Linked DNA regions of Homo sapiens: region 2 is linked to region 1. A link is a loop called in an ENCODE intact Hi-C map of the cell type or tissue named here. Cell type or tissue: Caco-2. All regions are shown on one strand. Each heading gives the region's core, and the rest is flanking DNA. Links, peaks and the distances in the headings are about the cores only.

Region 1 (16,312 bases), core at 3,934-11,933:
TGAACACTCTGAAATTGAAAAGAATAATTGAAATTACAAATTTACTGCAAGGGCTGGGTGCAGTGGCTCACACCTGTAATCCCAGTACTTTGGGGGGCCTAGGTAGGCAGATCACTTGAGGCCAGGAGTATGGAGACCAGCCTGGCCAACATGGTGAAACCCCCTCTCTACTAAAAATACAAAAATTGGCCAGGCATGGTGGCATGCGTCTGTAATCCCAGCTATTCGGGAGGCTGAGGTGGGAGAACTGCTTGAACCCAGGAGACGGAGGTTGCAGTGAGCCGAGATCGCACCAGTGCACTCCAGCCTGGGTGACAGAGCGAGATTCTGTCTCAATTTAAAAAAAAATTACTACAAGGCTTCCGCAGACAATTTGAGCTGGCAGGATAAATAATCAGCAACCTTGAAGATATTTCAGTAGACATTACGCAATCTGAAAACAGAGAGAGAAAGAAGGTATAAAAATGGACAGAACCTCAGAGAAATATGGGACACCAAAAAGCACACCAGAATACACCTAATGGAAGAGTACCAGAAAGAGAAAGAAACAGAAAAGAAAAAAAAATCTTAATGGCTAATACTTTCTCTAAGCTGGAAGAAAAATTAATCTACACGTGCAAGTAGCTCAATGAACTGCAAGTAGGATAACCAAAAAGAGATCCTAACACAGACATACCATACTAAAAATGTTAAAAAGAGAAAGAGAAATTCTTAAAAGCAGTAAGAGAAAAGTGACCCATCACACAGAGGAACCTCAATAACACTGACAGCTAACTTCTCATCAGACACAATAGAGGACAAAGGCAGTGGGATGGCATTCAACATGCTTAGGAAAAGAAACCAATAATTAAGAATTGTATATCCAGCAAAAGTATTTTCAAAACCGAAAGCAATATAAAGACATTCACAGAAAACAAAGTATCTCATGTTAGCATGAGACAATCTCATGCTAACAGTCCTGCATTACAAGAAATAATAAAGAAAAATTCTCCGGCTGAAAGCAAGTGGGACCAGGTGGTAATTCAAGTCCACATGAAAGAAAAAATCAGCTCATTTGAAGATAATAATGTAATAATAAAATAATAATGTAATAATAACAAAATACAGTATAAATGCATATTTACTCCCCTTTTCTCATAACAAACTTTGAAAAGCAATAAAAAAATAGGTATATAATTGTATTGTTGGGACCATAAAATATATACATTTAACATATGACAATAACAAACCAAAAGAAATGTGTTGGAGCAAGGCTGTACTGGAGTGAGGAAATACAAAATGGTAACTTAAATGCACAGAAACAAACAAACAGAACCAGTAATGGTACATAAGGTGGTTTATAAGAAACTCAATAAATATACTTGTTCTCTCACTTCTCTTACCTTCTTTAGAAGACATAAAATTTCATTAAGTAATAATTATAACAATGTGCTGCTGAGTTTGTAACATGTATAGATGTAAAATTTATAACAATAACAGCACAAAAAGAGAGAAGAAGAAACAGAGCTATCTAGGAAAACACTTAAAGAGCTTATTGTAATTAAGTTACTATAAATATGAAGTAGATTCTGATAATTTAATATACATAGATTAAGCCCTAGAGAATACATTGAGAAAATAACAACAAAATACAGTAGAAAATCATTAAGGGAATTAAAATGTTACACTGGAAAGCATTAACTTAATATAAGACAAAGCAGTACAGGAGCAATAGGGGAACAAAAAAGACATGAGATATATGGAAAATCAAAATAAGATGGATCAAGCTATATCATTAATATTGTTAAATGTAGATGGATGAAACAATCCAATCAAAAGGCACAGACTGCCAGAATGAAATAAAAACCAAACAAGATCCAGCTATTTGCTGTCTACAAGAAACACACATTATAGATAGAAAAAGATAGAAATCATTGGAGAGGAAAAAGAAGAGAAAAGATATCATGGAAACAAGAACCACAAGAAATATGGAATGGCTATACTAATATCAGAGAAAATAAATATTACAAAATTACTAAAGAAAGAAGTTTTATAATGATAAAGAAACAATGCATCAAGAAAACAAAACAATTATAAATATATATGCAGCTAACAACAGATCCCTAAAACACATGAAGTAAAAACTGACAGGACCAAAGGGAAAAACAGATAATTCAATAATAATAATTGGAGACTTCATTATCCCAATTTAAATAATGGTGGAACAACTAGAAAAAGATCAATGGAGAAATAGAAGTCTAAACAGCACAATAAACTACCAAGTTTTAGCAACATCTATAGAACACTCCACCACCAACAGCAAAATAGTCTTCTCAGATGCACACAGACATTCTCCAGGATAGAGCATATGTTAGGCCACAAGATGTGTCTCAACATATTTTTTTTTCCAGCTAGGGTCTTACTCTGTCACCTAGGCTTCAGTGCAGTGGCACAATCTCAGCTCACTGCAACCTCCACCTCCCAGGACTCAAGTGATCCTCCCACCTCAGCCTCCAGAGTAGCTGGGACTGCAGGTGTGCACCACCACAGTCAGCTAATTTTTTGTATTTTTGGTAGAAATAGAGTTTCGCCATGTTGCCCAGACTGGTCATGAAGTCTCAATATATTTAAAATAGTTGAATCATACAATGTATGTTCTCCAATCACAGTGGAATGAAATTATAAATCATTTACAGAAGGAAATTTGGGAAATTGACAAACGTGAAAAATTAAACATCACACTGCAAAATAACCAATAAGTCAAGGAAAAAATCACAAAGGAAATCAGAAAATTGTTTGATACAAATGAAAATGAAACCAAACATACCAAAACCTATGGGATGAAACAAAACATATCAAAGCTTATGGGATGAAGCGATTTGAAATATTTTCTTTTTGAAAATATAGGCATTTACAACTATAATTTGAAAATTTTCAAATCACTAATATAACTTTATATCATAAGATACTGAAAAGGGAAGAACACACTAAACATAAAGCAAGCAGAAGAAAAGAAATATTATAGATTCTAGGGAATTGAGAGTTGAAAAAGAATAATAAATTCCATGAAAACAAAAATGGATTCTTTGAAGAGATCAACAAAATTGATAAACAGAACTTATACTGAACAAAAAGAGAAAAGACTCAATTATTAAAATCAGGAATGAAAGAGGGGACATTAATACTATCCTTTAACAATAAATTGAATTATAAGGTAATGCTATGAACAGCTGCATGCCAATAAACTGGATAACTTGGAAAGAACACACAAGTTACCAGAAAGACAATAAACTACTGAAATTAACTCACAAAGAAATAAAAAACTCAATTGAACTATAAAAAGTAAAGTGATCAAATAAATAATTTTAACTTACCACAGAGAAAAGCCCAGGCCCATATGTTTCTCTAGTGAATTACACCAAAAATTTAAAAAGAATTAACACCAAGCTTTCACAAACTCTTTAAAAAAATAGAAAAGGAGAAAATATCTCTCAACACATTCTGTGAGACTAGTGTTACTCTAATACCAAATTCAGACAAAGACATCACAGGAAAACTATAGACCAATGTCTCCTATGAATATAGATACAGCTGGAGGCCATTTATTCTAAGCAAATTAACACAGGAACAGAAAACCAAATATTGCATGTCCTTACTTATAAGTGAGAGCTAAACACTGAGTACACTTAGATACAAAGAGAGGAACAATAGAAACCAGGGCCTACTTGAGGGTGGAGACTGGGAGGAGGATGAGGGTTGAAAAACTACTTGTCAGATACTATGCCCACTACCTGGGTCATGAAATCATTTGTACACCAAACCCCAGTGACATGCAATTTACCCATCTAACAAACCTGCGCATGTACACTTGAACCTAAAATAAAAGTTGAGAAAGAAAAAAAAAAAAGAAAGAAAATGCATCCAAATTGAAAAAGAGAAAGTCAAATTGTCTCTGTTTGCAGATGACATTGTCTTATATATAGAAAACCCTAAAAACTCCATCAAAAATATCTTAGAACTATTTAATGAATTTAGTAAAGTTGCAGGACACAAAAATCAACATACAAAAGTCAACAGTGTTTTGATACACCATTAACAAACTAGCTGAAAAGGAAATCAAGAAAGTAATTCCATTTATAGCAGCTACAAAAAAATAAAATAACAAGGAATAAATTTAATCAAGGAAGTAAAATAAAAACAATAAAACTCTGAAGAAATTGAAGAAGACACAAAAAAGGAAAGACATCACATGCTCATAGATTGAAAGAATTAATATTGTTAAAATGTCCACACTACCCAAAGCAATCTACAGATTCAATGCAATCCCTGTCAAAATACCAATAACATTCTTCATAGAAATAGAAAAAACAAATTCTGAAATTTGTATGAAACTACAGAAGACCCTGAACAGCCGAAGCAATACTGAGCAAAAAGGACAACGCTGGAGGCAAGACACTACATGACTTCAAATTATACTAGAAAGTTATAGTAACCACAACAACATGACATTGCTGTAAAAACAGATACATAGACCAATGGAACAGAGTAGAGAACCCAGAAAAAAAATCTGTGTATTTACATCTAACTGATTTTCAACAAAGGCACTAAGAATATATATTGGGAAAAGGGCACCCTCTTCAATAACTTGTGCTGGGAAAATTTGATAGCCACATGCAGAAGAATAAAACTGGACCCTTAGCCCTCATCATGTGCAAAAATCAACTCAAGATTAAAGACTTAAACCTAAGACCTGAAACTATGAAAATACTAGAAGAAAATCTAAGCAATCCAGCAATATATAAAAAAAGATTATGCACCATGACTAAGTAGGATTTGTCAAGAGAATGCGAGGTTGGCTTACTACCTGTGAGTAAATTAATGTAAAACACTATATCAATAGAATAAAGAGGTAGGGTGTGGTGACTCACACCTGTAATCCCAGCATGTAGGAGGCCAAGGCAGGAGGACCTCCTGAGCGCAGGAGTTTGAGACCAGCCTGGACAACATAGTGAGACCCCATCTCTACAATAAAAAATAAAATTATCTGGGAATAGTGATGCACACCTGTAGTCCCAGCTATTCAAGAGGCTGAGGTGGGGGGATTGCTTGAGCCCAGGAAGTTGAAGCTTCAGTGAGCCATGATCATGCCACTGCACTCCACCCTGGGCAACAAAGGGAAACCCTGTCTCAAAAAAAAAAAAACAAATAAATAAAAAATAAAGAGAAAAAAACACAATTATCTCAAGAGATGCAGAATAATCATGACAAAATCCAATATCCATTCATTGTTTTTTTTTTAAAGAAACACTCATCAAACTAGGAATAAGAGAACTTCCTCAATCTGATAAAAGACACCTAGAGCTCACATATTTAATAGTGATAGACTGGGCAGAGAACAGTGGCTCACACCTGTTATCCCAACACTTTGGGAGACTGAGGCAGTACACCACTTGAGCCCAGGAGTCCAAGACCAGCCTGGGCAACATAGCAAGACCCCATCTCTACACAGAATTTAAAAATTAGTCAGGCATAGTGATCCTTGCCTATAGTTCTTCCTACTTGGAAGGCTGAGGTGGGAGGTTTCCTCAAGCCCCAGGAGGTTGAGGGTGCAGTGAGCTGTGATCATGCCACTGCATCCCAACCTGAATGACAGTGAGACCTTGTCTCAAATAATAATAATAATAATAATAATGAAAGACTGAATGCTTTCCCCTGAGATCAAAAACAAGATAAAGAAGTTCATTATAGCCACTTCCAGTTCACATTTTACTGGAGATTTTAGCCAAGGAAGTAAGGCAGGAAAAGGAAATAAAATTCATCAACACTGAATAGTAAGAAATTAAAGTGTCTATTTACAGATAGCATAAGCATGTTGTATTAGTCCATTTGTGTTGCTATAAAGGAATGTCTGAGACTGGGTAACATAAAAAAGAAGTTTATCTGGCTTACAGTTCTGCAGGCTGTACAGCTAGCATAGTGTTGGCTTCTGCTTCTGGCAAGGGCCTCAGGAAGCTTAGAATCATGGTGGAAGGTGAAGGGAAGCCAGTGTGTCACATGGCAAGAGAGGGAGCAAGAGAGAGAGGTGGAAGTGCTAGACTCTTTTAAGCAAACAGATGTCATGTGACCTCATTATCACAGGGAGGGCACTGAGCCTTTCATGAGAGATCTGCTCCCATAATCCAAACACCTCCCACCAGGCCCCACCTCCAACATTAGGGATTACATTTCAACATGAGATTGTGGGGAACACACATCCAAACTCTATCATTTGTATACAGAAAATCTTGAGGGATACTCTGAAAAACTATTAGAACTTAAAAATGAATTCAGCAAGGCTGCAGCATACAAGATCAATATTTAAAAATTAACTGGCCGGGCACAGTGGCTCATGCCTGTAATCCCAGCACTCTGGGAGGCCAAGGCGGGCAGATGACTTGAGGTCAGGAGTTTGAGACCAGACTGGCCAACATGGTGAAACCCCATCTCTACTAAAAATACAAAAATTAGCCGGGCATGGTGGCGTGCACCTGTAATCCCAGCTACTCAGGAGGCTGAGGCAGGAGAATTGCTTGAACATGGGGGGCAGAGGTTGCAGTGAGCCGAGATTGCACCACCGCACTCCAGCCTGGCCGACAGAGACTCCGTTGCAAAACAAACAAACAAAAAAAACTATCTTTTTATATAGTAGCAATGAACAATCCAAAAATGAAAAAAATTCAATTTACAATAATATCAAAAGAGTAAAATACTTTTAAATAAATTTAACAAAATAAATTCAAAACTTACAATCTAAAGGCTTCAAAATTAGCACTGAAAGAATTTAAAGAAGACCTAAACAAATGGAAAAATAGCCCATGTTTTTGAATTGAAAAACAATATTGTCCATATGGCAATACTCCCCAAAATTGATCTACAGATTTAATACAATCCCTAAAAAAATCCCAGCCGGCTTCTTTGTGGATATTGATAAGCTGATGCTAAAATTCACAATGAAATTCAAGGTGCCAAGAATAGCCAAAACAATCTAGAGAAAGAAAAAATAAATAAAAGATTCGCACTTCCTGCTTTCAAAACTAGCTACAAAGCAACAGTAGTCAAGACTGTGTGTCACTTGATTAAAGATAGCTTTATAGACAAGTAAAATAGAATCCAGAAATAAATCCAAACATTTATGATCAACCGGTTTTGTATAATGGTACCAAGGAAAATGAATAAAGAAAAACAGTCTTCAACAAAGGATTCTGGGACAAATATTACCTAAATAAAAAAGGATAAAGTTATACCAATCTTATGGGTGTGTCTCCTTTTTCACAATATGCACAAAAATTAACCTGAAATAGATCATTGACCTTACTGTAAAAGGTTAAACTATAAAACTCTTAAAAGCAGATATAGGAGTAAATTTTTGTGAACACTAGGCAAAGCCTTCAGAAGTGACAAAGAAAAAAATTAAATTGGACTTCACCAAAATTTAAAACTTTCCTGCTTCAATGGGTACCTTCAAGAAAGTGAAGCAACAACCACTGAATGGGGGTAAAATGTTTGCAAAGCGTATATCTTATAAGAGACTTGAACCTAGAATATGTTTAAAAAAAACCAATTAATATTAAAAAGAAAAAGAAATAACACAATTAAGAATGTCAAACAACCTGTATAGATATTTCTCCAGAGAAGATACTCAAATGGGCAATAGGCACATGAAAAAATGTTTAACATCATTAGCCATCAGAAAAATGCAAATCAATACCACAATGAGATACAACTTCACACTCCTAAGATGGCTATAATGAAAATAGCTGATACCACATCTCTCCATCTTGGGAGGTTTACTGCATACAAGAGCCCCCTCTGTTAACCAGAAAGTACTGCATCCTGGAGTCAGATCCTAGCAAATCAGAAGAGCTGAATTTTGTGGTCGCAGGTTTGTTTGCAGTCAGCATAGAAATCTGACCTCTGTGACATTCTCTAGAGAAGGCATTCTCAGCCAAAGGTCACAACCTGAAACCCCGCACCCAGTCCTTGGACACTGAAGCCATAATCTTCCTACAATGAATAATGGTTACATCACCATGATTTAAAGCAAAACAAACATGACATTGAAAGGGGAATATCACAATCCTGCCCATTCCAGTCCAACCAGAATTTTTAAAACAGAAGAGTTCGTCAATGCAACTGCTAACTTTCATACATACGAACACTGTATGTAGCCTTTCACTTAGCATTCAGCTGAACTCTGGAAAATTATGAGCCACTTTCCCATAATGGCATTAGGCAAGGTGGCTGCAACACAAGATGCTCTAACTGAGATGAGCTGAGCTAATCTGGCTGCATTAAACAGTCCAGCTGATCCACATACCTTTAGCTCTCCCCATATCAAAAGCACACCCCTTCCCATAAAGGAGGCAGCCAAAAAGTGTACTTTCAGTCTCGTCCTAATGGATCTCATGACATGTAGGTCTCTAAAACCCTCACTAATAATTTTTTAAGACCACTGGATTAAATAGAAGGCTCAGTCAAAGCTGCATGTATGCAAATTCTGGCACTTTAAATGGGTTCTCTCCTTAAGTGCATAAACCAAAAAGCATGGGAACAATTGGATTAAGAAAGCAAGTGTTCTTTTTTAACACCCTCTAATTGGCATTAAGTCACCAATCGTTGTCAAACACACATCACTTGCTTAATTATTTTGTGTGCGCATGTGTATATCTTTATAACTTCATAAACATATAAACGAGAGGGAGATGCAGATTTAATGTACACCCATATGGCGATAAATATAAAAGCTTCCAGAAGATTGTAGAATGCTATACTAATGCTAAAATGATCTCTTTTTTTTTTATTTGCTTAAGTCATAAAAACAAACTGAAGGAGGCAGCTGCAAAGCATAGATCCTTACCTAAAAGCAGAAATATTCAGACCATTTTGTTCAACAATGTAATTTTTAAAAAATACCTTGCTTCAGCTTCATATTCTCATATTAGTATGATTATCTTTCATAAATCTTATAGTGTGTTTATACATAAAATCATGTTTACATGTTCATGAAGTTTTTTATTGAAGTAATTTTTCATAAATAGCCTACTATGCATCATTCACACCAATATGCTTCATTTCAACATTGCTTTAATGCTCTGGAGCTGGCCTATTATACTCTTAGAACATACTGTGCCACTTTCAGAAAAAAAAATCACAAAAATAAGTATTTTTGCCTCTAGAGTATCTGGCAATGAGCTCAAATAGTTCGTCAACCTTCAAGCTGTTTTGTCAGTTAATCTTCCACTTAGCAAAGTCTCAGCCATGAGGCATCAGCTTAAGTGGCCATCAGCCCAATGTCACACTGGCCTCTGGTTGTTTTTTTATGGTTCTTCCATACCTTCAACCTAATTTCTTTACCTCCAACATTAATAATGCCTGCCAGGCTGGTAGGCCCATGCTAATTTGCATTCTCTTTAATGGCACTTTTTTATGGCCTTCAGCTTTGCATAATGGCACTTTTCTAAAGCTGCCCCTTCCAAAAGGAAGAGAATGGTCACTCCTATGGGAATGTGCCACTCTTATTTGGTTATTTCAGCAACAAAATGGATTCTTATTATCTTCATGATGAGCCCCCAAAATAAGAATAGCCTTCAGGATTCATTTCATCTAGGACTCCTCCCTTGGTTTTTGAAAGAAAGCATCTTTATTTCACTGGCTCCTCTGTTCCCAGATTACAAGAGATGCCCTGCCTGAACTCATTTATATTACCCTCCAAAGGCTGTGTCTACACTTACCAAATGCAGCAAAAAGCAATGGTCATTTATAGAAACAGGTCACAATTGGTCAAAGCAATGCAACTAACTGCTAATGAGACAAATGCCAACATTCTAAAAGGAGCAAGATTCTTTGGCCTCTTACAAATTTTGCATAGTGTATGTACCAAAAATGCAGTCTACAAGGGGGTAGAAATTAAAATACAGTTAAGGTCCTCATTTTTCTTATTTGAAAAAAGAAAACCTGAATCTTTTCTCTAGCGCCTTTTTTCATTTCCATTAAAACATCATACTTATGTGTAAATCTTCAATGTAAAAAGTATTTGAAATAACTTCGGCATCTAAATCTTTAAGACGGGAAAAAAGAGCTGCAGAGTTCACCTTGAAAGAGTGACTTTTATTAAATTTTTAAAAGGTGTTTTTTTAAAAACAAGCTAATATGTTGGATCTTGGTATCTCCAGATAGTTACTTCAGGTCTCCATTCCACTTAGCTTGTATAGACTTAGCCACAGAAAAGAAAAAGGTTTTTGGAGATTTGTCTGAGAATTTAGTAGACATTAAAATATACCAGACAGGCCAAATATCCCAGTTGATTTTAAATGCCAGCTCCAATACTGTGTAGCTGTGAAGATTTAGGAGGTTATGTATCTTGTCCAGTTCTGTTTTCTCATCTTTAAATGGGGTTTTAAAACATCTACCTCAGACGTACAAAGAGGAGCTGGTACCATTCCTTCTGAAACTATTCCAATCAATAGAAAAAGAGGGAATCCTCCCTAACTCATTTTATGAGGCCAGCATCATCCTGATACCAAAGCCTGGCAGAGACACACAAAAAAAGCGAAATTTAGACCAATATCCATGATGAACATTGATGCAAAAATCCTCAATAAAATACTGGCAAACCGAATCCAGCAGCACATCAAAAAGCTTATCCACCATGATCAAGTGGGCTTCATCCCTGGGATGCAAGGCTGGTTCAACATACACAAATCAATAAATGTAATCCAGCATATAAACAGAACCAAAGACAAAAACCACATGATTATCTCAATAGATGCAGAAAAGGCCTTTGACAAAATTCAATAGCCCTTCATGCTAAAAACTCTCAATAAATTAGGTATTGATGGGACGTATCTCAAAATAATAACAGCTATTTATGACAAACCCACAGCCAAAATCATACTGAATGGGCAAAAACTGGAAGCATTCCCTTTGAAAACTGGCACAAGACAGGGATGCCCTCTCTCACCACTCCTATTCAACATAGTGTTGGAAGTTCTGGCCAGGGCAATCAGGCAGGAGAAGGAAATAAAGGGTATTCAATTGGGAAAAGAGGAAGTCAAATTGTCCCTGTTTGCAGATGACATGACTATATATCTAGAAAACCCCATCGTCTCAGCCCAAAACCTCCTTAAGCTGATAAGCAACTTCAGCAAAGTCTCAGGATACAAAATCAATGTGCAAAAATCACAAGCATTCTTATACACCAATAACATACAGAGAGCCAAATCATGAGTGAACTCCCATTCACAACTGCCTCAAAGAGAATAAAATACCTAGGAATCCAACTTACAAGGGAAGTGAAGGACCTCTTCAAGGAGAACTACAAACCACTGCTCGATGAAACAAGAGGACACAAACAAATGGAAGAACATTCCATGCTCATGGATAGGAAGAATCAATATTGTGAAAACGGCCGTACTGCCCAAGGTAATTTATAGATTCAATGCCATCCCCATCAAGCTACCAATGACTTTCTTCACAGAATTGGAAAAAACTACTTTAAAGTTCATATGGAACCAAAAAAGAGCTCACATTGCCAAGTCAATCCTAAGCCAAAAGAACAAAGCTGGAGGCATCACGCTACCTGACTTCAAACTATACTACAAGGCTACAGTAACCAAAACAGCATGGTACTGCTGCCAAAACAGAGATATAGACCAATGGAACAGAACAGAGCCCTCAGAAATAATACCACACATCTACAACCATCTGATCTTTGACAAACCTGACAAAAACAAGAAATGGGGAAAGGATTCCCTATTTAATAAATGGTGCTGGGAAAACTGGCTAGCCATATGTAGAAAGCTGAAACTGGATCCCTTCCTTACACCTTATACAAAAATTAATTCAAGATGGATTAAAGACTTAAATGTTAGACCTAAAACCATAAAAACCCTAGAAGAAAGCCTAGGCAATACCATTCAGGACATAGGCATGGGCAAGGACTTCATGTCTAAAACACCAAAAGCAATGACAACAAAAGCCAAAATTCACAAATGATATCTAATTAAACTCAAGAGCGTCTGCACAGCAAAAGAAACTACCATCAGAGTGAACAGGCAACCTACAGAATGGGGGAAAATTTTTGCAATCTAGCCATCTGACAAAGGGCTAATATCCAGAATCTACAAAGAACTCAAACAGATTTACAAGAAAAAAACAAACAAACCCATCAACAAGTGGGCAAAGGATATGAACAGGCACTTCTTAAAAGAAGACATTTATGCAGCCAAAAGACACATGAAAAAATGCTCATCATCACTGGCCATCAGAGAAATGCAAATCAAAACCACAATGAGATACCATCTCACACCAGTTAGAATGGCGATCATTAAAAAGTCAAGAAACAACAGGTGCTGGAGAGGATGTGGAGAAACAGGAACACTTTTACACTGTTGCTGGGACTGTAAACTGGTTCAACCATTGTGGAAGTCAGTGTGGCGATTCCTCAGGGATCTAGAACTAGAAATACCATTTGACGCAGCCATCCCATTACTGGGTATATACCCAAAGGATTATAAATCATGCTGCCATAAAGACACATGCACACATATATTTATTGCGGCATTAGTCACAATAGCAAAGACCTGGAACCAACCCAAATGTCCAATGATGACAGACTGGATTAAGAAAATGTGGCACATATACACCATGGAATACTATGCAGCCATAAAAAATGATGAGTTCATGTCCTTTGCAGGGACATGGATGAAGCTGGAAACCATCATTCTCAGCAAAGTATCCCAAGGACAAAAAACCAAACATCACATCACTCATAGGTGGTAATTGAACAACAAGAACACTTGGACACAGGAAGGGGGGCATCACACACTGGGGATTGTTGTGGGGTGGGGGGAGGGGGGAGGGATAGCATTAGGAGATATACCTAATGTAAATGATGAGTTAATGGGTGCAGCACACCAACATGGCACATGTATACATATGTAACAAACCTGCACGTTGTGCACATGTACCCTAGCACTTAAAGTGTAATAATTAAAAAAGAAATGAAAAAATGCTCATCGTCACTGGCCTTCAGAGAAATGCAAATCAAAACCACAATGAGATACCATCTCACACCAGTTAGAATGGCGATCATTAAAATTTCAGGAAACAACAGGTGTTGGAGAGGATGTGGAGAAATAGGAACACTTTTACACTGTTGGTGGGTCTGTAAACTAGTTCAACCATTGTGGAAGACAGTGTGGTGATTCCTCAAGGATCTAGAACTAGAAATACCGTTTGACCCAGCCATCCCATTACTGGGTATATACCCAAAGGATTATAAATCATGCTGCTATAAAGACACATGCACACATTTATTGTGACACTATTCACAATAGCAAAGTCTTGGAACCAACCCAAATGTCCATCATTGATAGACTGGACTAAGAAAATTTGGCACATATATGCCATGGAATACTATGCAGCCATAAAAAGGATGAGTTCATGTCCTTTGTAGGAACATGGATGAAGCTGGAAACCATCATTCTCAGCAAACTATCCCAAGGACAGAAAACCAAACACCGCATGTTCTCATTCATAGGTGGGAATTGAACAATGACAACACTTGGACACAGGGTGGGGAACATCACACACTGGGGCCTGTCATGGGGTGAGGGGAGGCGGGAGGGATAGCATTAGGAGATGTACCTAATGTAAATGATGAGTTAATGGGTGCAGCACACCAACATGGCACATGTATACATATGTAATAAACCTGCACGTTGTGCACATGTACCCTAGAACTTAAAGTATATATTAAAAAATCTACCTCAGAGGGTTGTCGTGAGAATTAAATGAGAAAATATATAATATGCTCCTTGCACAGGACCTGTCTCAATAGGTACCCCAAAATAGTAATAGATCTTCTTGGAAAATAAGGCCAAGTTACCTGGGTCAAACTACCTAAGTCTTGGAGTTCTTCACTTTTGTATGTCAATTAAGAAATGTTATGTGGTCGGTGAAGGATTGGTAATACTTACAAATATAGCAAACTACTAACGTTCCTTCACACGCACTCAGGTTTAACACAACACCCAATGTCTAAGCACTGCATATGATCAGATAGTATGGTCTACAAGATAATTCATTCACTGAAGTTTTTCAAGAGTAATTTTAGGGCTCAGTATATGGTCTATTTTCAAAAGTGTTTCATATGCACTTGTGTGTGTATTCTTCCAATTGGGTGCAGATTTTATATATATATATGTGTGTGTGTGTGCGTGTATGTGTGTGTATGTGTGTATTTTAGATGTATATGTATATGTGTGTGTGTATATATATATACCCATTATATTGAGTTTGTTAATCATGTTGTTCAAATCCTCTGTATCCTTATTCATTTTTTGTTCATTTTACCTATCAATTTCTGAAAAAAAATCAGATTTTATAATTTCTGCTTTTAGCTCTGCCAACTTTTGCTTTATACGTTTCAAACTTATGGTATTAAGCATATGCAAGTTTAGAATTGTTATCTGAAAAAAAAACTGAACTGTTAATCATTACACAGTGATCTGTTTATGCCCAATAATGGTTCTACCTTAAAGTCTGTTTTGTCTGATATCAACATAGCCACATCAGTTTACTTCTGGCTAGTGTTTGCATAGTGTACCTATTCCAATCCTTTTTGTGTGCTTTATGTTCTTATGTTTTACCTTTGTCTCTTATACACAGCATATAGCTGGATTTTTTATTTTCATCCATTGTGATAATCTAGGTCTTAACTGGTGAGTTTAGTCAACTCCTATTTATTGTAATAACTGAAGAGTTGGCTGCCATGATCAAAGAGCCCTTTAAAAGTATTTCTGGGTTGTATGATGTAACTTGGTCCCCCTAGTCAATTTCTAAATACTCTTGCTTGCATTGACTCTCCTGTAGTAAGTTAGCAAAAACCCAAGGATCTTTATGAGTAAATTGAAGCTAATACTATACTGAAGATTTGCAGTTATTAGTACAGTTATGGGAGAAAGTCAATTAATGCAAGGAATGGTGCACACAGGCCTAATCCATTTGAGGTAAATCAATACACCGCACATTTCAATTGCTCTGTATTCGCACAGAACAGTGCATGGAAGCAACTCATTAGAACTAAACTCTTCATAAGAAACAGACCAATTCTCTCAGACTCACTAGGGCATCTCCACTAGTAAAATTTAAAAAGCAATCAAACTGAATAAGAAGTCCTCTTTGCAGACACTTACATTGGGGAAGAACAAGATTCTTGACAATTCAGAGTAAATGAAGTGCAAATTATTCTCTTATAATATAACTCAGAATTGAAGCTTAAATTGTGACTGAAAAAGAGCCCACAGTTTAATCAGAAAAATACATTTATTGATAATTCCCATGAGCTCCTATTTGATACATTTATATCATAGGATAACAAGTTCGAAACTATTGCCAAGTTATAAATATGGAATTTATGCACAATTTGCATGTATTAAATTGTATTTTGAATCGGCGTGTGTGCCTATATTTGAATATTTATAATATTCCAGAAAAAGCACAGTGGAATGTGCAAGACAGATTTATTTAGTGTAATGCTCTGAAATGTGTCAAAGTCTTCAGCACAGTTTTTAGAGGCAAAATGGCAGAAATAACAAATGGGATGCAATAAGACCAACTGAATAATCTGCAAAGTTCAATACCTAGTAAATGAGAAAAGCTCTTTTGCCAATAAATATTTTACTAAAGTTTAGACAAATATTTATCTAAGCTTACAAGGACACTGTTTTAGAGGACATACGCCATTAAGTGGATTATTCATTATCCTTTAATGGAAAGGGGGAAATTCCCATCCATACATCTCTTTTTAAACTCAGTGACTAAATACCTCATTTCATGTGTCACAGAATGTTAATATTAGCTTTTCAACTGTGAGGGACATTCTTTACACTGTCAAAACAACTTGTACCTACGGTGTAGTTTCAGTGGAGTTTCAACAATAAGATTATGCACCTCACTATATGTGCATAGAGTGGTCCCTCAGATATTGGAATAGTTGGACAATGACATTTCTAATCAACTTTATTTATGGTTAACTGGGGGTAATACTCTTATGCAGTGAAACTTCTCTAGGGGGCGCTGCTTAGCAAAGTGAACTCTCCTTTTCTGCTGGACGAGAGCAACACATACACTAACTGATCTAAGCTCCCAGTTATGGATGTTTAGAACTATAGCCCTTTACCAACCCCAAGATTTTAACTCTTCCAGCCAGACCATCAGCCCTGGTGTCAACTCACTAAGAAAGAAGCTCATGGAGATCCAAAGTCCAGACTATCTCGGATGGCTCTGGCTG
Region 2 (16,312 bases), core at 5,675-13,674, 62 kb before region 1:
TCCTGGGAAGCAAGGCTGGTTCAACATATGCAAATCAATAAACGTAATCCATCACAAAAAGAGAACCAATGACAAAAACCACATGATTATCTCAATACATGCAGAAAAGGCCTTTGATAAAATTCAACATGCCTTCATGCTAAAAACTCTCAATAAACTAGGTATTGATGGAATGTATCTCAAAATAACAAGAGCTATTTAGTACAAACCCACAGCCAATATCATAATGAATGGGCAAAAGCTGGAAGGATTCCCTCTGAAAACTGGCACAAGACAAGGATGCCCTCTCTCAACACTTCTATTCAACATAGTATTGGAAGTTCTGGCCAGGGAAATCAGGCAAGAGAAAGAAATAAAGGGTATTCAAATAGGAAGAGAGGAAGTCGAATTGTCTCTGTTTGCAGATGACATGATTGTATATCTAGAAAACCCCATCGTCTCAGCCCAAAATCTCCTTAAGCTAATAAACAACTTCAGCAAAGTCTCAGGATACAAAATCAATGTGTAAAAATCACAAGCATTCCTATACACCAATAATAGACAAGCAGAGAGCCAAATCATGAGTGAACTCCCATTCACAATTGCTACAAAGAGAATAAAATACCTAGGAATCCAACTTATAAGGGATGTGAAGGACCTCTTCAAGGAGAACTACAAACCACTGTTCAAGGAAATAAGAGAGGACACAAACAAATGGAAAAATATTCAATTTTCATGGATAGGAAGAATGAATATCATGAAAATGGCCATACTGCCCGAAGTAATTTATAGATTCAATGCTATCCCCATCAAGCTACCATTGGCTTTCTTCACAGAATTGGAAAAAACTACTTTCAAGTTCATATGGAACAAAAAAAGAGCCCATGTAGCCAAGACAATCCTAAGCAAAAAGAACAAAGCTGGAGGCATCACGCTACCTGACTTCAAACTATACTATAAGGCTAGAGTAACCAAAACAGCATAGTACTGGTACCAAAACAGATAAATTGACCAATGGAACAGAACAGAGGCCTCAGAAATAATACCACACATCTACAGCCATCTGATTTTGACAAAACTATCAAAAACAAGCAATGGGGAAAGGATTTCCTATTTAATAAATGGTATTGGGAAAACAGCTAGCCACATGCAGAAAACTGAAACTGGGCCCCTTCCTTACACCTTATACAAAAATTAACTCAAGATGGATTAAAGACTTAAACATAAGACCTAAAACCATAAAATCCCTAGAAGAAAACCTAGGCAATACCATTCAGGCATTGGCATGGGCAAAGACTTCATGACTAAAAGACCGAAAGCAACTGCAACAAAAGCCAAAATGGACAAACGGAATCTAATTAAACTAAACAGCTGTGCACAGCAAAAAAAAAACTATCATCAGAGTGAACAGGCAACCTACAGGCAACCTACAGATTGGGAGAAAATTTTTGCAATCTACCCATCTGACAAAGGGCCAATATCCAGAATCTACAAGGAACTTAAATTTACAAGAAAAAAACAAACAACCCCATCAAAAAGTGGGTGAAGGATATGAACAAACACTTCTCCAAAGAAGACATTTATGTGGCCAACAAACATATGAAAAAAAGCTCATCATCAGTGGTCATTAGAGAAATGCAAATCAAAACCACAACGAGATACTATCTCATGCCCAGTTAGAATGGTGATCATTAAAACGTCAGGAAACAACAGATGCTGGAGAGGATGTGGAGAAATAGGAATGCTTTTACACTGCACTGTTGGTGGGAGTGTAAATTAGTTCAACCATTGTGGAAGACAGTGTGGCAATTCCTCAAGGATCTAGAACCAGAAATACCATTTGACCCAGCAATCCCATTACTGGGTATATACCCAAAGGGTAATAAATCATTCTACTATAAAGACACATGCACACGTATGTTTATTGCAGCACTGTTCACAATAGCAAAGTTTTGGAACCAACCCAAATGCCCATCAATGACAGACTGGATAAAGAAAATGTGGCACATATACACCATGGAATACTATGCAGCCAGAAAAAGGATGATTTCATGTTCTTTGCAGGGACATGGATGAAGTTGGAAACCATCATTCTCAGCGAACTAACACAGGAACAGAAAACCAAACACCACATATTCTCACTCATAAATGGGAGGTGAACAATGAGAACTCATGGACTCAGGGAGGGGAACATAACTCACGGGGGCCTGTTGGGGGAGTGAGGGGCTAGGGGAGGGATATTATTAGGAGAAATATCTAATGTAGATGACGGGTTGATAAGTGCAGCAAACCACCATGGCATGTGTATACATATGTAACAAACCTGAACGTTCCGCACATGTATCTTAATACTTAAAAGTATAATAATAAAATAAGAAAACAAATAGTCCTCATATTGTCAGCAGTGTAAAAATGCTCTTCTTTCCAACAAATGTGTTAAGCTCTAGCCACTGTGTTCCCTTGCCTTCCAACACCTTTTTAGGGGGTCACTTCTCACCAAGATTAGTTGGTATGTGCTAAAGACATGAGCACATTCCAGTATTATTCTGGGGCACGAAACCTGCATCTACTGGGAGTAGGAAGATCTCCAAATGATTCACATCGGTTGTCCTTTATTGGTGCAGATAACTGATTGATAGTCGTAGTCATTCATAGTCCGACTCAAGATATCAGTTTAAAATCCCATATAAATAAGGTCCTTGTACTAGATTTTGAAAGTCAGTCTTTCAATTACCTCTCCACTTGTTTATACTACCTGTATGGAAAATATTGCAAAGAACAGCCTGTCTCCTATGAGCTTTTTTAAGCCTCAGAATGTTAAAGCTGGTGAGGGACTTAGAAGGGACTAAGAGACTCCTCGTTTTACAGATCAGGATGCAAGAGGGAATGGAGGAGAAGTGACTTACCAAAGGTCACAGCTAATTACTGGCAGAGTCACTAGAACCAATATGCACTCATTCCCAGCAGAGTGCTTCTGGAACAAAATCAAGTGCTTCTGTAGTATTTTGCACACATAACAATAACTCTTGGAATTTAACAGATCCCTTAATGTGATCATATAAACTCTGTAAGGCTTGCTTATTATTTAATACATACAGTGTTCATAACCAGAAAAGGTTTATTGAGAAGCTGACTCCTTATCCCTTTGGGATACTAAGAAACTACCAAGATTGCTGTGTTTTGAAAGCAGGAAAAAATAAATCAATGTGAGATCATTTCAGAATTTTATCACACAAAGAGGCCTTACAACATAGACACTTTTAACAATAAAAAAAGGTAACCATGATAAAATCGATAAAACGCTCTCTTTCTGAACAAGCTGATCAAAGCTCTGCAGAGGCCCAGAGCTTTCTTCCAAGAGTCCTTCAGGAGTAAAAGCAATGCACTGCTGAGTCCCATGGCTAAATCACTTGAATGCCCAGCCATTCCCAACCCAGCCCATCACTTCCTGCAATCTCTCAAAACTGCATTAAGGCCAGTTAAACATCTCAGGAACCAAAAATCATAAAGAAGAGGAAAACGTTGTCACTGGTAAACACTGAAATATGTAACATGGCTATTTTGCGATGGGGTGCTCAATGCCAAGTCTACATGAGGCACTAATTGCTCTGTTTTACTCTATTACTGCTACTGTAAATGCACAGGATCAGGCTCGATGCTCCACTCACTCCTTTTCTACTATATGGGTGATATAAGCTTGTTGCTCTTTCTAGCCCCACACATCCTCTTACATTTCTTCCAGGGAAGACAGGAAACTAAGTTATTCTATGGGTGACAACAAGAAGCTTTGGGTCATCACTCATGCATCTATCTTAATATCATGTTATTCCAGAGCCCTCCTTCCCAGCAATTTTCCCATGCCCTCAGACCTCTGGTTATGAAAAGATATTAAAATACCAGCATTTGGTTTGAGAATTAGATGCCTCTGTGGCAAACTTCATTAAAGTGCATTTGCCTGAAGCATCCATTCATATTTATGGAAATCATATGCCCAGCACTGTGTATGCATAAATGAAATATGCACTCCCTGCTCTTAGGAAGCTCATAGTTTGGTGGATCTGGGTCTTATTAATCACTAAATTCCAGCATAGACTTAATTTCAAAACACATTTGTTGATTGACAAGGGAGGGAGAGAATGAATGGATGAATGAATGAATGGCTTTAAAGACATGAGCAGTCATCGGTTAAACAAACTTATGAACTTGTTAAGAATAGAAGTATCCATATACTGAATGAGCAGCAACAAGCACTAGATATGGGATCTGGAGAGGAGAGAATTGCCCTGGACCTCGGGTGAAATTGTGAGCAGCCCTCAATGCAGGTTCTTAAGAGATGAAGCCAAATCTCACCGTCCCCTTGGCAGACAAATTGTCCTCCAAGTGAAGAGACATTGTCTTTATGCATTTGACAGCCTTCTACACCTCTCTGCTTCTGAGAGCAGTCCCACACACCAGATTTCTCTTCATGCAGCCAGAGGCCTTGTACACTGCCCTCCGCGAGGTCTATCGATAACCCTGAAACTACAGGCTTGCCCTAGATCAGAGAGGGCACTTCCAGAGCATTCCTGCTCTGGCCTTGGGAATGATCTGTGTGTACTTTAGACAAACATGTGATCCATAAAAACTTGCAAGAAGAATTTGGCCTAGAGCTGCCCCTGCAAAAAAGAAAGATTTTGAATCAATTAACACAACCAACTATGCAACTTTGTTTCAATTTTAAAACACCTTCCGGCTGGGCATGGTGGCTCACTCCTGTAATCTCAGCACTTTGGGAGGCTGAGGCAGGCGGATCACGAGGTCAAGAGATTGAGGCCATCCTGGCCAACATGGTGAAACCCCGTCTCTACTAAAAATACGAAAATTAGCTGGGTGTGGTGGCACACACCTGTAGTCCCAGCTACTCAGGAGGCTGAGGCAGGAGAATTGCTTGAACCCGGGAGGCCGAGGTTGCAGTGAGTGGAGATCATGCCACTGCACTCCAGCCTGGCAAAAGAGCAAGACTCAGTCTAAAAACATAAAACAAAACTAGCAAAAAAAACACCTTCCTTAGGGCACAAGAGAAGCCAAAGAGGTCGGTCATGATAGAGACCTCCACACAACAGCCCAGGATGCCAGATCATAGTCAAACTCCGCAGTAATGATGAGAAGTCTCTCATGGTTCCTTGGGACCCCCACATGTGTTTCCACCCTTTCCAACTGGCTATGTGAGAATAGAAAACCCAAATCCCAGCTCAGTCTTGGTCTAGCACAACATCTGGCCCAAGATGACTGCCAAAGACCTCCCCAGACTTGAGTGGTTGTTCTGCCATGTGGGAGAGGTTCCCCAACACCTCCTCCTCTGGAAGGGGGGGGCGGCCCATGGCAGAAAATGGGCAGCAGAGAGTCAGGGATGTTCTCTCTGCCTCTACCTCAGAGACAGCCAAGAGTATGAAGTCCAAGTAGAGCAGAAGTCCAAGAGTAGAGGAAATGAAGTGCACCCCCCAGTGACAAGAAGCTGTTGAATACTCTCTAATGAGAAGCATGATTCTATGAGGTAAGCAATGAAGCTACAGGGAATGCCAAGGCCTGTGACAGGAAACAGGTAGCTGGGGAAGGAGTTCAGATTGGAGACTATGGTTCCAGCAGGTGGCATGTATTGCCAACTTGATTGTCACAGCAGGCACCCAAGGTGTTTATGCATCCCCCAGAGTAAAGAGTGAGCGAAAAGGGCAAACTGATTTTAAACATGGGAGTTTAAATGTAATGTTTGCTTCATTTCAAGGTTCAGGTTCATGATTTAAGTGGTTTGAGGATCCTTGGTTAGAGTTCACGTCTCTGGAGATGGAGCTTTGGTATCTGTATGCCCAGCCCTGCTGGATGGGTAGTGAACAATCTTAAAGTCCCCAGTCTGCAAAGGCTAGCGGGCCTTTGTGAAAAAAAAAGTGAAAAAAATGTGAAAAAAAAGTCAGGACCTCAGCCAGCTGTTTCCTTTATCTCTCTCAGCCTGTGTCAGCAGAGCCAAGGTGTCTGGGCATTTTGTTATGGGCTGAGGATCTTGTAAGTTTACAATTGGCACAGATCTTTCTGGAAAGCTCCTCTTGGGGAGCCTCGATGAATGGCAGGGGAGACCTTGAATGAATTCATTTTCCTTAGCTGATAGAAATGGGGATGTAACACCTCTGTGGAAAAACACACTTAAGCCCAAAGTCTACAGCCAAAGGCTTGGACTAGAAGTAGATGTTTTATTTTAAAATCCAGCATGCTTTGAAGATCACAAACTTTGCAGGGGGTGGAGAAAGTGAAGGGACACACTTGGTTCTACACGACACTCTGTTTGCTGTTAGCCCATAAAAATACTGCCTCAGGGTATTCAAAAGGATGTGAAGTGATCCAAGAAAAAAAAAAAACTCAGCCTCTTTGGAAGAGATTTTGTAATTGAAGGTTTTTGCCAACTGGTCATTTCAATGTGGGAGATTTAAAAATGACCATGGTCCTACAATGAGAGGCTTCAGTAATGAGAAGATCCTGAAATACCTCTCTTCCAAAATGCAGGTCTATAATCAGGTGCTGTGACAAATATGTGCTTGCTTGTGTAATCCTCTGAGCACCCCAACCCCTTTGTGTTGAAAATGTCAAGGTACAAAGGGGATTGGAAGATGGGCAATTTGTGTGAGAATGGAAGGCTTAATCTACCTTCACCTTAGGCAAATTTCATTAACCTTTGAGATACCAGTCCTCAACTACTAGAGAACTGAGACCCATCCAGAGTTACACAGGCATCAGGTGCTAAGTTAATTGGAATCTGGATCTCCTGACCTTCCTGAATCTTTCAGTAGTTCTTTCAGGGGTAGAGCTTTAAGTGAGGCTATTTGTGATCTGGAGACAGAATAACAGCTTATTTTCAAGTAATCAGCATTGCGGGTTAGGTGTTTACCATTAGGATTGTCTTTCCTTGCAAGTTTTAGTTTTGAGGCTTTATTGCCTTTGGTCCCAGGAAAGATAAATCAGCCACAGGGTGGAGAGGTTCTGGGAAGTATGTGTGGGTGGGAAAAAGAGGGATAGAGGGAGGGAGGCGAGTGCACAGTCCTGAAGGAACACCCACTCCTTTATGGTGGGAGGGGGGTGAGAGACAGCTGAAGAGGCAGAAGAGTGAGTGACTGCTAAGGAATTAGCTCTGGTTCCAGCCCACCAGCAGGGGCCCCAACACTCCTTGATGTTAACCCTTGGTTTACCTTGGCAAAGAAAAATCACACTCCTTTGCTGGCAGCTGTCATTGCTGTTTCAATACAGATAACACCTTCAAGTGGGAAATGTAGAGGGGAAAACATTTTTCTTAGTTTTCTTCTAAAAAGCCAAGGCAGGAGTATGTGTAAGTAAATATGATATTTCCTCTACATCAAGGACATGAATTCTAAAAGAATAATATTTAGTCCTTTTTATTGGCTGCCATTCAAAGGCCTGGAAACATTTACTAGCAAATTTAATTACTCTGCATTTTATAGCTGAGAAGTTGGAACTAACAAGGCTACACTTTTTTTAAGTTGCCTAATCCAAGGTACAAGCAGCCTGATTTAAATGCACATCCCCCAAGGGCTGGAAAAGCCTCACATCAGGACAGTCCCGAGAGGGGAATTCATATCCAGGCAACATTTATTAAACACCTCCTATTTGCTAAGCACTTCCACATATGTTATTCTACTTAATCCTCACAATAACCCAATAAGAAAGGTAGGCATTTACATGTCTATTTTACAGATAAGAAAAAAATGAAGCTCTAAAAATGGAAATGTACTACGTGTGTTTGCACTTATAATTTCTTAAAGGTTTGCACGTATATTCGTTCTTCTAATCCTTACAGCATTTTTTCAAATTATGTATGCCAGATATTAATATTTACAAAGCTTAAAATGAGGAAACTACACTCAGAAAACTGAAGTAACTGGAAGTCACCCTACTAATCTGTAGCAAGTCTGGGGCTTGAGTCCTTCAGCTCTAACCTCTCAGCTCTGTCCACTTAGGGTCAGACCCCGTTTCACACAGGCCATTTGACTCAATGAATGCTGCCCAAAAGGATCAGCTCGGTATAATAAGGAAGGTTGTTCCTAGAGCAAACATGCAGGTGCCAAGAACTATGTAAGACACTGTAGGATCGAATCCAAACTGTGTACTTGCTTTTCTCAAGCATCTGCTAGTCAAATGGGACAGTGGCTAGCAGCTCATTGAACCCTACAATAAGCTACACCTTGACAAGCAGGGAACATAAGAGAGCAGATGATGAAGCCCTTGGTACTAACAGTGATAAACCCATAAATTCTATTGTATGGAAAGGGGAGACAGGAGAGGCATCTTGGAGGAGACGGTCTTGGAAATCAAGTAGGAGATGGAGTTGACTGGCATTCCAAAAGAAGGAAACCACTTGAGTAAAAATATTTAAACGGAGGAGGGGAAAATAGCCATTTGAGGGATACAATATAAAACCTCCTCGGGCAAGATGTATTCCTTAATAAACAGTTGTAAAATTGCTACTGATGCAGGAGTTTCTGCTCCCTGGCTCAGTTAAATCCAGGTTCTCGTCTCATGACTAGGAAGAATTAGGCATGCAGACACATTAAAGGGTGAAGAGGGCAGAATTTATTAAGTGAAAAGAAAGCTCTCAGTAAGGAGAGGGGTCCTCCAAGCAGGTTTCCCCCTCACAATTGAATACCAGGGCCACCACACAAGAACTGATGAGGCCAGGCTCCACCCCTGCATAAGGTGTGAACTCCTAGTGGCTCCATCCCATTCCCCCAGTGGGCCTCCAGTATGCTGTGGGCATGCCCAGGCAAGCCCCCTGTGCAGGTTCCCTTATCTGCACAAAACATCTGGTGTCAACACTTGTGGGGCAGGTCGGAGATTCTCCGGGGACCTTTCCCTATCTGCCTAGGGATTTGGCTGTCTCCTGCCTCTATCACTGCCAAGGCTGTAGCAATTGGATCAGCTCATGTTCAATGTGAATTCTAAAGTGAACAGAGATTCTATGCTACACAGAGTGTACTTGCTTTTTTCTTTTTCTTTTTAATGCTCAAAGATGGTGAATGATGCCAAACGCCAATGAATAGCTTCTAAATAACAATAGAAAGGAAAACAGAATTGCAAAGACTGCACAAAATATTACTTTTAAAAAGTAAGATCATTTGGAATATAAATAATCATAAACCTATCATATTGTCAAAATGTGGAACATTTGTCATAAGGTACCACATCCAAGATACCACATACAATCAGACAATTTTCTTGGATATTACGACTCTAATATAGAGCACCACAAAACGCTTCCCTGGCACCCTGAGCTAGTCCCAATCCTGAAATAAAAACCAGCAAATAAGTAATGATGCCTGGGAAAGCAATATTTGAAAACCCCATTTCCAAGATGAAGAATGTCATAAAAACAAATTAAATAAATTTCACCCTAGCCAGCAGTGCCCCAGTTGGTCAAGTTCCCCAAACAGATTGCTTGACAAAAACCAATACAGTTCACGAGAATTTCTAATTACAAGCATTTAAGGAATTAGGATCTATGTTGAATTAGCAAGTTGGAATGCAAAACTCACAGTTCCAAGGGCCTTCTACCGCTTCTCCCTAAGCAGGAGAATAATCAGTACTGGCTTAAATCACATACAAAGTAGCTGATACTACAGGGGCTAACCTCATGGGGAATTATGACCCTGTAACTAGAGTCCTGTGCTAAGGTGTGCTAAGGTGAGCTAAGATTGAAAATGCTCCCCCATCACACTCATTGCCTAACAGCCACCCATCATAGAAATCCTGTGCATCATAAAGAAGAAAGCTTGTTCTAAACTGTAACCCATTTCAGGCCATTGTAAATGTAGAAAGTGTGGCTACATCTCAACTCCTGAAAATACATTCTTTTGGGCCTTGTTTGAAATCCTATCACATCCTGGTAAGTACAACAAGAAACTGACACCCTCCTAGGACTTGATTGAAAACCTATACTATTCAACCACAAAGAGGTGGTTAAACTAAGGAAGCACAGGGTTTCTCTCAAGGAGGCTTAGCCAGGCTGTTATGGTTGAAATCAGAGGAGTCTGAATTTTCAGGCCAGAAGGAACCTTAGAAATCAGATTTTGACTTCAGTTCAATCTTCAATTCAACTTATTCTAATCCATTACATACCAATTGAATGCCTTCTTAGTACAAGCCTCTGTTCTGGGTACTGGAAATACAAGTTGAAGATTCATTCCCTATGCTGTAGCAGCTCATTGAGTAATGGGGGAGACAGTCAACAAAAAACCCAAAAGATGTGTGAGGCCATGAAACACTTTTCCCATCATCTGGGAGCTGAGCACCTACAACGTCATCACTATTCCTCCCCTGGCACATCTCCTCCACTTCTTGTTCTTGCCTGTTAGTATACTACACTCCAAAAAATACACTGAGCTAGACTTCAGAAGGTACTTGAACCCAACCTTGTACCTAACAGAGAAGCCCCTCTGCAGAATGAATGCCTAGCGGCTGGCATCCAACTTCTGCTGGAATACTCCAGGTGTGAACTAAAACTTCTCCAGGATTTGTCATTACACCACAAATGTTAAAAAACTTTTATTCACTGATGTATTTCTCAAGCAGTTTCATGCCTTCCTTTCCTTTTCTGCATCTCTCTACTGCCCCCAACCAAAATTAAAATAAATACTGGTAAAAAAGTTCAGAGAGGCCAGGTGCGGTGGCTCATGCCCGTAATCCTAGCACTTTGGGAGGTCAAGGTGGGTGGATCAACTGAGGTCAGGAGTTCGAGACCAGCCTGGTCAACATGGTGAAACACTGTCTCTCCTAAAAATACAAAAATTAGCTGGGCGTGGTGGCATGCACCTGTAGTCCCAGCTACTTGGGAGGCTGAGGCAGGAGAATCACTTGAACCTGGGAGGCAGAAGTTGCAGCGAGCCACTACACTCCAGCCTGGATGGCAGAGTGAGACTCTGTGTAAAAAAAAAAAGGAAAAAAAAAAAGGTTCGGAGAGAAGAATCTTATCTGGGAAGATGTGTCGCAAATTTAGCAGAGACTATTTAACCAACAACTTTTTTTTTCTTTTTTTTTTTATTACTATACTTTAAGTTCCAGGGTACATGTGCACAACGTGCAGCTTTGTTACATATGTATACATGTGCCATGTTGGTGTGCTGCACCCATTAACTCATCATTTACATTAGGTATATCTCCTAATGCTATCCCTCCCCCCTCCCCCCACCCCACAACAGGCCCTCATGTGTGATGTTCCTCTTCCTGTGTCCAAGTGTACTCATTGTTCAATTCCCACCTATGAGTGAGAACATGCAGTGTTTGGTTTCTGTCCTTGCGATAGTTTGCTGAGAATGATGGTTTCCAGCTTCATCCATGTCCCTACAAAGGACATGCACTCATCATTTTTTATGGCTGCATAGTATTCCATGGTGTGTATGTGCCACATTTTCTTAATCCAGTCTATCATTGTTGGACATTTGGGTTGGTTCCAAGTCTTTGCTATTGTGAATAGTGCCACAATAAACATACATGTGCATGTGTCTTTATAGCAGCACGATTTATAATCCTTTGGGTATATACCCAGTAATGGGATGGCTGGGTCAAATGGTATTTCTAGTTCTAGATCCCTGAGGACTCGCCACACTGTCTTCCACAATGGTTGAACTAGTTTACAGTCCCACCAACAGTGTAAAAGTATTCCTATTTCTCCACATCCTCTCCAGCACCTGTTGTTTCCTGACTTTTTAATGATCGCCATTCTAACTGGTGTGAGATGGTATCTCATTGTGGTTTTCATTTGCATTTCTCTGATGGCCAGTGATGATGAGCATTTTTTCATGTGTTTTTTGGCTGCATAAATGTCTTCTTTTGAGAAGTGTCTGTTCATATACTTTGCCTACTTGTTGATGGGGTTGTTTGTTTTTCTTGTAAATTTGTTGAGTTCTTTGTAGATTCTGGATATTAGCCCTTTGTCAGATGGGTAGATTGCAAAAATTTTCTCCTATTCTGTAGGTTGCCTGTTCACTCTGATGGTAGTTTCTTTTGCTGTGCAGAAGCTCTTGAGTTTAATTAGATCCCATTTGTCAATTTTGGCTTTTGTTGTCATTGCTTTTGGTGTTTTAGTCATGAAGTCCTTGCCCATGCTTATGTCCTGAATGGTATTGTCTAGGTTTTCTTCTAGGGTTTTTATGGTTTTAGGTCTAACATGTATGTCTTTAATCCATCTTGAATTAATTTTTGTATAAGGTGTAAGGAAGGGATCCAGTTTCAGCTTTCTACATATGGCTAGCCAGTTTTCCCAACAGCATTTATTAAATAGGGAATCCCTTCCCCATTTCTGGTTTTTGTCAGGTTTGTCAAAGATCAGATGGTTGTAGATGTGTGGTATTATTTCTGAGGGCCCTGTTCTGTTCCATTGGTCTATATCTCTGTTTTGGTACCAGTACCATGCTGTTTTGGTTACTGTAGCCTTGTAGTATAGTTTGATGTCAGGTAGCGTGATGCCTCCAGCCTTGTTCTTTTGGCTTAGGATTGACTTGGCGATGCAGGCTCTTTTTTGGTTCCATATGAACTTTAAAGTAGTTTTTTCCAATTCTGTGAAGAAAGTCATTGGTAGCTTGATGGGGATGGCATTGAATCTGTAAATTACCTTGGGCAGTATGGCCATTTTCACAATATTGATTCTTCCTATCCATGAGCATAGAATGCTCTTCCATTTGTTTGTGTCCTCTTTTATTTCCTTGAGCAGTGGTTTGTAGTTCTCCTTGAAGAGGTCCTTCACATCCCTTGTAAGTTGGGTTCCTAGGTATTTTATTCTCTTTGAAGCAATTGTGAATGGGAGTTCACTCATGATTTGGCTCTCTGTTTGTCTGTTATTGGTGTATAAGAATGCTTGTGATTTTTGCACATTGATTTTGTATCCTGAGACTTTGCTGAAGTTGCTTATGAGCTTAAGGACATTTTGGGCTGAGACGATGGGGTTTTCTAAATATACAATCATGTCATCTGCAAACAGGGACAATTTGACTTCCTCTTTTCCTAATTGAATACCCTTTATTTCCTTCTCCTGCCTGATTGCCCTGGCCAGAACTTCCAACACTATGTTGAATAGGAGTGGTGAGAGAGGGCATCCCTGTCTTGTGTCAGTTTTCAAAGGGAATGCTTCCAGTTTTTGCCCATTCAGTATGATATTGGCTGTGGGATTGTCATAAATAGTTCTTATTATTTTGAGATACATCCCATCAATACCTAATTTATTGAGAGTTTTTAGCATGAAGGGCTGTTGAATTTTGTCAAAGGCCTTTTCTGCATCTACTGAGATAATCATGTGGTTTTTGTCTTTGGGACTGTTTATATGCTGGATTACGTTCATTGATTTGCATATGTTGAACCAGCCTTGCATACCAGGGATGAAGCCCAGTTGATCATGGTGGATAAGCTTTTTGATGTGCTGCTGGATTCGGTTTGCCAGTATTTTATTGAGGATTTTTGCATCAATGTTCATCAGGGATATTGGTCTAAAATTCTCTTTTTTTTTGTTGTGTCTCTGCCAGGCTTTGGTATCAGGATGATGTTGGCCTCATAAAATGAGTTAGGGAGGATTCCCTCTTTTTCTACTGATTGGAATAGTTTCAGAAGGAATGGTACCAGCTCCTCCTTGTACCTCTGGTAGAATTCAGCTGTGAATCTGTCTGGTCCTGGACTTTTTTTGGCTGGTAGGCTATTAATTATTGCCTCAATTTCAGAGCCTGTTATTGGTCTATTCAGGGATTCAACTTCTTCCTGGTTTAGTCTTGGGAGGGTGTATGTGTCCAAGAATTTATCCATTTCTTCTAGATTTTTGGTTTATTTGTGTAGAGGTGTTTATAGTATTCTCTGATGGTAGTTTGTATTTCTGTGGAATCGGTGGTGATATCTCCTTTACCATTTTTTATTGCGTTAACCAACAGCTTTTTATTGAGTGCCTAACATATGTCAAGCATATATTGTACAGAGCGCCCTTAACATAAGTAACTCCATCTTAGAAAAAGACTCCATCTTACATTTCATAGGGCACTTTTTTAAGAGGGTCAAGATGTTTTGCTTAATAAATAAAGACTGCAACCAACCAGATAAGGACATAGGCATACTTTTCCACTATCAGTCCTCACCAGAGGACTCTGTGGCCATAAAAGGAGCAGGACTTCAGCAGCTCCAAATGGCTGTCTTAACTGACACCGTCTTGCTTTCACTCGTGATAAGCACCCAGCATCTGCCACCAAAGGCTCTGCCCACATGAGACTTTTCCTTGCAAAATTGACAAACCAGCTGGTCCAGACCAGGACATTCTTTTTGTCTATATCTGTCTTCCTAGACTGGTTCATTAACCCCTTTTCCTATCCTCTTTCTCTTGATGTTAAATGTTAATTTGTTTGTTGTGGAATGTTCAATCTGTAACATATATATATAGATGAAATGTACTGTTTTGTGTGGTTTGCAATATTGACTGACTTATGGAGTGGCTTGTGCCTCTGTGGCATGGCTCTGACTTCCGAGTGAATGGGAAGTACGAAGGAGAATTGCCTCCTTGGGAACTCCATGTGGCTCATGGATTTTGTGATTGAAATAGCATCAATAAAAGTCTGACACTGTGGAAAGACACAAACATGTGTGAAACTGGTTATCTCTGACCTTACACCATTCAAGATACATATAAATAGAAATTAGTTTTATATACAATGGTAGTAAGAGAAGGAGGGAGAGAGATGAAGGATGGAAAGGAGAGAGACCATGAGAAATAATAAATTTGAAAGTCCAAATTAAACCACAATCTGCAGATGTTATGATGTTTTGAGTGCTACTCCTTTGCTCTGATCCAATGCTAGGCTGCTCTGGGGATGCAAGAATGAGTAAGAATAAAAGATTATTCTTGCAGCCAGGAGGAAATTAACAAATTACAACTAAAACAAAAATGACTATTCCACAAGACACTAAGTGCCATCACAAAGTACAAAGTGCTATAGAGAAAAGAGTAACTGTGTCTAATCTGGGGCATAGAGAGTGATTTGACTGGTAGGAATGTGGAAGAGGAGTACAAAATAATTTTCAAAATTAATTTGAAGATAAAATTGGCCAGATTTGGCAACCAATTAGATAAGAAGAATGATGGGAAGTGTTAAAGGTAACTGAAGGCTTGGGATCAAACATATCAGATCATGTTTGTAGACTAACAGCATGGACTCAGAGGAGAAGATGAAATGACTGGTAAGGAGAGATACTGTGGGAGCAAGAAGAGAGATACTGATGAGGAGTGATATTGTTGGAGCAAGGTCCTGCAAGTGGTGATAGAGAGTGGGAATAAAATTTAAGAATTCTTCATGGCGTAGAAGGTAATTCTTCAACAATGAGAAGTAAGTAACAACATTATTATAATATATACTTTACATTAAATAAAATATAAAGTGGGGAGGTGTAAACCCAAGAGAACCAAAAAGATGTCTGCACTAAAATTTGTATGCAAAAGTTCATAGCAGCATTATCCACAACAGAAAAAATGTGGAACCAATCCAATGTCCATCAAGTGATAAACAGATAAACCAAATATGATCTACCCTTATAATGGACTATTATTCAGCAATGAAAAGGAATGAAGCAATGATTCATGCTACAACTTCTGGTATCCAGGAGTTGGTGGGAAACAGAAATGAGAAGAGATTGCTAATGGGCACAGGGTTTATTTCTGGGTGATGAAAACATTCTGGAATCAGACAGTGATGGTAGTTGTACATCTTTGTGATTATACTAACAGTCACACAGAGCTGTGTACTCTGAATGGTGAATTTTACCTTAGGTAAATTATATCTCAATAAAAAAAATGAAATCGGAAGTCATGGGTTCTATACTGTGTGGCCGACATCTTTTCAGAAAGCAAGAAGGAGGGTCACCTGCTGAGATTGAAGAAGCTAGAAAGGAGAGCTACTGGAGAGCAAAAAAGCCTTTGGTACAACTGCTGAGAGGAAAGAATATACAGTCATAATAATCATAACAACTAAAACTTACAGAGAACACATATGATGTAAGATGGCCCAGTAGAAAGTAATAGCCAGGGCAGACTTGAAAATAGCTTAAACCCTGAATGAGCAACTCTACCAAACACAGACCCACCAACAGAAGATAGTAGCCTTAATGGCACAAGATGTTTGGTCACAGCCTCTGTACACTAAACTACACAGACAGAGAAAAGAACCAATAGAAAGCCATGCTTAAAAATAAAAAACAAGAATTTAAAAACTGAGCACAGACATCGGGGGCTACACACGATGTGGGAGACATAATTCACATATTTAGATCAGGCAAGTTA

Evidence for each region. A loop is a pair of places that touch in the nucleus more often than their neighbours do. Peaks named below come from ENCODE experiments on the same cell type or tissue, not always from the same donor. Only the 100,000 strongest peaks of a DNase experiment are listed, where the experiment ranks them.
Region 2: it touches region 1 in a loop (5-fold over the local background); 2 of 110 quality-filtered maps call a loop at or near these places.

The regions. Positions count from the first base shown.
Region 1 is chrX:132,932,994-132,949,305 of GRCh38, forward strand. All of the region lies in intron 2 of HS6ST2 (heparan sulfate 6-O-sulfotransferase 2), which reads right to left. Among named protein-coding and RNA genes, the nearest start is that of HS6ST2, 17 kb to the right of the region's middle. In Caco-2, for the core only: a CTCF peak has its summit at 7,827; a DNase peak (open chromatin) is centred at 7,948.
Region 2 is chrX:132,869,587-132,885,898 of GRCh38, forward strand. The region is part of intron 2 of HS6ST2 (heparan sulfate 6-O-sulfotransferase 2); the gene reads right to left. Among named protein-coding and RNA genes, the nearest start is that of HS6ST2, 81 kb to the right of the region's middle. RefSeq lists an enhancer at 6,436-6,968. In Caco-2, for the core only: no CTCF peak of the experiment used is centred there; DNase peaks (open chromatin) are centred at 7,075 and 8,785.